Linked DNA regions of Mus musculus: region 2 is linked to region 1. The links are chromatin loops, found by intact Hi-C in ENCODE. Cell type or tissue: heart. All regions are shown on one strand.

What was found. Peaks named below come from ENCODE experiments on the same cell type or tissue, not always from the same donor. Only the 100,000 strongest peaks of a DNase experiment are listed, where the experiment ranks them.
Region 2: it touches region 1 in a loop (3-fold over the local background); 10 of 42 quality-filtered maps call a loop at or near these places.

What each region holds. Positions count from the first base shown.
Region 1 is chr7:16,891,140-16,893,639 of GRCm38, reverse strand. Gng8 (guanine nucleotide binding protein (G protein), gamma 8) reads right to left here and starts at 1,854. Exons shown (of 4, transcript NM_010320.3): 1 at 1,284-1,854; 2 at 1,129-1,190. In heart, a CTCF peak has its summit at 1,433 (motif pointing right); DNase peaks (open chromatin) are centred at 1,449, 1,899 and 2,479; H3K4me3 peaks cover 2,212 bases; H3K27ac peaks cover 1,284 bases; H3K27me3 peaks cover 1,235 bases.
Region 2 is chr7:16,811,284-16,813,783 of GRCm38, reverse strand. It overlaps Fkrp (fukutin related protein), which reads left to right. Exons shown (of 3, transcript NM_173430.2): 3 at 1,808-2,500. The coding sequence starts at 1,849. Among named protein-coding and RNA genes, the nearest start is that of Strn4, 3.4 kb to the left of the region's middle. In heart, a CTCF peak has its summit at 1,080 (motif pointing left); a DNase peak (open chromatin) is centred at 2,093; H3K4me3 peaks cover 858 bases; H3K27ac peaks cover 561 bases; H3K27me3 peaks cover 2,120 bases.

The DNA of each region.
Region 1 (2,500 bases):
TCTCTCTCTCTCTCTTTCAGCCATTCCTGTTTAGAGCCTGTCTTTCTCTGGAGTCCCTCTGTCACACTTGCACTAAAAGACGGGCCCTCCAGGTGTATACGCTCATGCACACAAGCCTCTCCTCTTCCCACTCAGCCTCCCACTCTTTCACAGGCCATCAGAGTAGCAGCCTCACCCCATCACAGCACATCACAGCACACAGACTCAAAAGTCGCTCACACAGGGATGCATCCTATTTTGCTGGGTCACTGAGTAACCCAGTCCCGCCCCACCCCCCACCCCCCCACTTAACCCAACACACAATGACAAAGGTCCTTAATATACCTGCCCACTGCTGACACTCATGATTTCTCACAGCAGAGGTCACTGCACAGTCAGGCACAGTATCTTAGAGAGTCAAATGTATACATTGTTACCTACCAGTGCAGCTTTAACTTCTCCTGAAGTTCGCATTCACACTGTCTTGGAGTCTCACACAACCACATACTGGTTCAGCCTCACTGCCAAGCGCTCCATTGCCTAGTGTGACAGAGAACCACGTGCTTTTCTTTCCAGGAGCGCCTTTGTGTGGTCACATTTACTCCTGGTCAATTTCCTGATACACAGTGGCCCACATTCTCCCTCCCCATACTGTGTCACATGTTATTACTATCATAGCGGCACAGTGTCTTTTGGTATCATACATTGTTGACATTTGATAACATGGTCTTTTACACACACACACACACACACACACACCATTGTGGGCACAGCCTTTGCTGGGCCTTGAAGTCTATACTACAAACACTTGTCACACTCACTCACTCACTGTTTCTCTCTTCTACATTCAACATTCCCTGTCTCGCAGACCCTGTAAACTCACCTCTGCCACCCAGAACAATCACACACCTTTGCACAGGCAGTCACAAACACAAGCCAACCTCTCAGCGTCACACGTGGTCACCCAGTTTCTCAGGACTCACCAGTGTGGCAGACATACTGTCTCACATCCACACAGTTGGCCACACTAGGTCCCTCTCCCGAGCCTCCCTCTTGCATTCGATCATTTGATCACTTGGGCATTCCAGCTCCCCTGACTCTCTACGCTCTGTAACACGCGTGGTCACCCTTACATGTGGTCAGACTTACGAACAGTCTCCAGGCAGGTCCTCTCTCAGGTCCAATGCCATACACAGTGGCCCACAGTCTCGCTGATAAAGTGTAACAAGTATAACATGGTCAGCCACACATCACACCTACTCTAACAGTCCCACTGAACCCCTTCTTGTCATTCCTAATCTCACCTTGTCACACAGTCACACATCATCTGCTGGCGTCCCACACCACCTCTGAGGCGTGCCCTTACACTGGCGTGGGTCGCACCACCTCTGGACGTCGCATCCAGACCACAGCATCGCTTGCTTGCCTCGCCGCCATCAAGGACTCCCTATTGGCCACACGGTGGCGCCCGCGAACCAAAGTCGCTGCAGGAGCTCAAGCAGAAGAAGAGGCGAAGACTAGGCGTCCCCGTCCGCCCAGCAGAAGATAGAAACGGGAGATCTGGGGGACCCAAGAAGGATAAGAGAGGGAGATGGCTCCCTAGGAAGGTGAAAGTAGTGAGGGATCAGAGTGAGAGGACGGAAAATGGGACAGAGAACTTCAGAGGGCGGTGAGAACTGCAAAGAGAAACAGAACTAAGTTCACAGAGAGACAGACGAAGGATAGATGATGGATGCACAGGGAGAGGCCACAGGAGACAGATACACAGACTGAGCCTTGGAGACAGACACTCAGAGACCGAGTCAAGCCTGCCAAGAGACAAGAGAGACAGAGGGAGCCTTCCCCGCTGGACCACACGGCGGAGGCCGTGCCTATAGGGAGAGAGCATGCTGTGGGTGTGATCAAGGGAGGGGCTTTGTGGGGTGTGTTGAATGGGGCGTGGCCTGGAGGGATGTGAGGGCGGGGTTTAACGTTCCTTTTCATTCTGGCTCTCTGGGATGCTGGAACCCTGGGCAGGGGTGGAGTAAGGAGAAGCGTTTCTTTTGCAGACAGCTCAACCCTATTTTCACAGCCTGCCCTGGGAAGCCAAACTGGTGGGGAAAGATACCAGCCTCTGATAGTTCCCACCTGGCAGTACCGGAGATAGACTCCAAAATCTCGTATGTGCTAAGCAACCACTGAGCTGTATCCCATGGCCCTTTTTAACTTTTTCATTTTGAGACAGTCTCCTATAGTTGCGCTAGACTGGCCTTGAACTTTCTCTGTGGCCAAGGCAGGCTTTGAACTTGCGACCTTCCTGCATTGGCCATTCCAAGGGAGCTGGGATGACAAGTCAGAGCCACCCTGATAGCTTTTTGGAGTTGGGAGTATGGAACCCTGGCTCCCTGCCCCCCCTCCCTCGTGGGTTCACAGGGCCAGGTTGGAAGGAGAACACGGCCCACATCTGGAAAGTATCAGGCGCGCCGGACGTGCCAGGGCCCGGGGCCGGGACTGCGGAAGGGGGAGGGGAGCCAAAGATTGG
Region 2 (2,500 bases), 80 kb after region 1:
AATTCATTAAGAGTATGAGTGTTTTACCTGCATGCATGTCTACACACCATGTGCATGCCTGGTGCCCACAATGCCCACAGAGGCCAGAAAAGGGCACCAGAGTCCCTAGAACTGGAATTCCAGATGGGTGTGGGTGCTCTTCACCGCTGACTTCTCTCTCCAGCCCTGCTTTGTGTTTGTTTGTTTTTTCCCCCTTCTTCTTGATTGTATTGTAGTTTAAACATAAAGTAACTTTTCATGTTATGCAATAACACCGCTAAAAGCCACACCCCCCAGGGGACCCCCTTGATGGTGAATTTTAGACTAGCCTTCTGTCTTAGGTAGGGTTTTACTGCTATAAACAGACACCATGACCAAGGCAAGTCTTATAACATTTAATTGGGGCTGGCTTACAGTTTCAGAGGTTCAGTCCATTATCCTCAAGGCAGGAACATGGCAGGATCCAGGCAGGTGTGGTGCAGGAGGAGCTGAGAGTTCTATATTTTCATCTGAAGGCTGCTAGCAGAATACTGAGTTCCAGGCAGCTAGGCTGAGAAGTACAATGACACACCTACTCCAGCAAGGCCACACATCCTAATAGTGCCACTCCTTGGTCCAAGCATATACAAACCATCCCACCCTCTATTGCAAAGCCATGCCTCCAGCCCTGCTTTAAATTAAAAAAGAAAAAAAAAAAAAATAGCACGTATAGCCCTGGCTAGCCTGGAACTCACCCCATAAACCAGACTTGCTTCAAACTCATGGAGATCCACCTGCCTCTGCCTCCTGAGTGCTGGGGTTAACGGGAAGCCACTGTTGCTTCTTTCCTCCTTTTCCTACTTTTGGATTTTTGTGGTTTGGTTTGGTTTGGTTGGGTTGAGTTTGGTTTAGATTTTTGAGACATGCTTGCCTTTCCCATCCTCCTGCCTCCTCTTTCCAAGGGCTGAATTACAGAATGTACTATGGCTTTTAAACACTGTGATCCTGGGCTGAAGAGATGGCTCAGAGGTTTAGAGCACTGGCTCTTCCAGAGGTCCTGAGTTCAAGTCCCATGGTGGCCTATATCTCATTTATAATGAGATCTGGTGCCCTCTTCTGGTCTGCAGGCATACATGCAGGCTGTGTACGTAATAAATAAATCTTTTTTAAAATTTGTGATCTAATATTCCTAAAATCAAATGCATCACTGGCACACTCACAGTTCAGTAGTACTAAGTACATCTACAACAGTGTGGTGTCCACACCTGGAAACCCCACATCGGGAGGTAGCTGCAGAAAGACCAACAGTCCAAGACTGGCCTCTGCTGCGTAGCCTGGGATAATGTGTGAAACTACAGCCCTCTAAACACCCTCACATTGTTAGGCAAGTAAGGTGTCAGAAGTGTTTCACCTTACAAAACTAAAACTGGGTGCTGGGGTTGTGCTTAAACCACCTTCCTGGATCCACCAGTGAGGGGCTGGGAGTGGGGCTTGGTGGTAGAGCATTTGTCCTGGGTAGGGCCCCAGGTTCAACCAGTTCACAGCTCTCCCTCCACCCTCTGGCAGCGACCAGCATTGTTTTTTTCATTTGCAGGGGTGATGGGTTCAATTTTTGGTTTTAGTTTTAAACAGGCCCTCACACATTAATTTAAGAACTCACTGTGTAACTGAGTGGGAAAAGTGACCCCATGACGTGATGCTTACAAGTGGTCTGTTTAGGGCAGGGGCATGAACCAACCTAGGAATTCCTGGAGGGCCTGAAATCAGATCCAGGAAGGGCAACTGAGAATTCAAGGGTAAGGAATGCTGACAACTTGCTCCACACTCCCTTTTCATCCTGTCTCCCCAGGATGCCCTGGACGCCCCAGCTAGGGTCTGACATCAGGCCCCATGCGGCTCACCCGCTGCTGGGCTGCCCTGGCAGCCGCCATCATCCTCAACCTCCTAGTCTTCTTCTATGTGTCATGGCTACAACACCAGCCCAGAAACTCCCGGGCCCGGGGTCCCCGCCGGACTTCTGCCATTGGCCCCCGAGTCACCGTCCTGATTCGGGAATTTGAGGCTTTTGACAACGCGGTGCCAGAGCTAGTGGATTCCTTTTTGCAGCAGGACCCAGCCCAGCCCGTGGTAGTGGCGGCCGACACACTCCCTTACCCACCCCTGGCCTTGCCTCGCATCCCCAACGTTCGCCTGGCTCTGCTCCAGCCAGCCCTGGACCGGCCAGCGGCGGCCTCGCGCCCGGAGACCTACGTAGCCACCGAGTTTGTGGCTCTAGTGCCTGATGGAGCGCGGGCCGAGTCACCAGGCCACCTGGAGCGAATGGTGGAGGCGCTCCGAGGGAGCAGCGCGCGCCTAGTGGCCGCCCCGGTCGCCACCGCCAACCCAGCGCGGTGCCTAGCTCTGAACGTCAGCCTGCGGGAGTGGACTGCGCGCTACGACCCAGCTCCCAGCGCGCCCCGCTGCGACGCTTTGGATGGCGACGCTGTGCTGCTGATGCGCTCCCGCGACCTCTTCAACCTCTCGGTGCCCCTGGCGCGGCCGC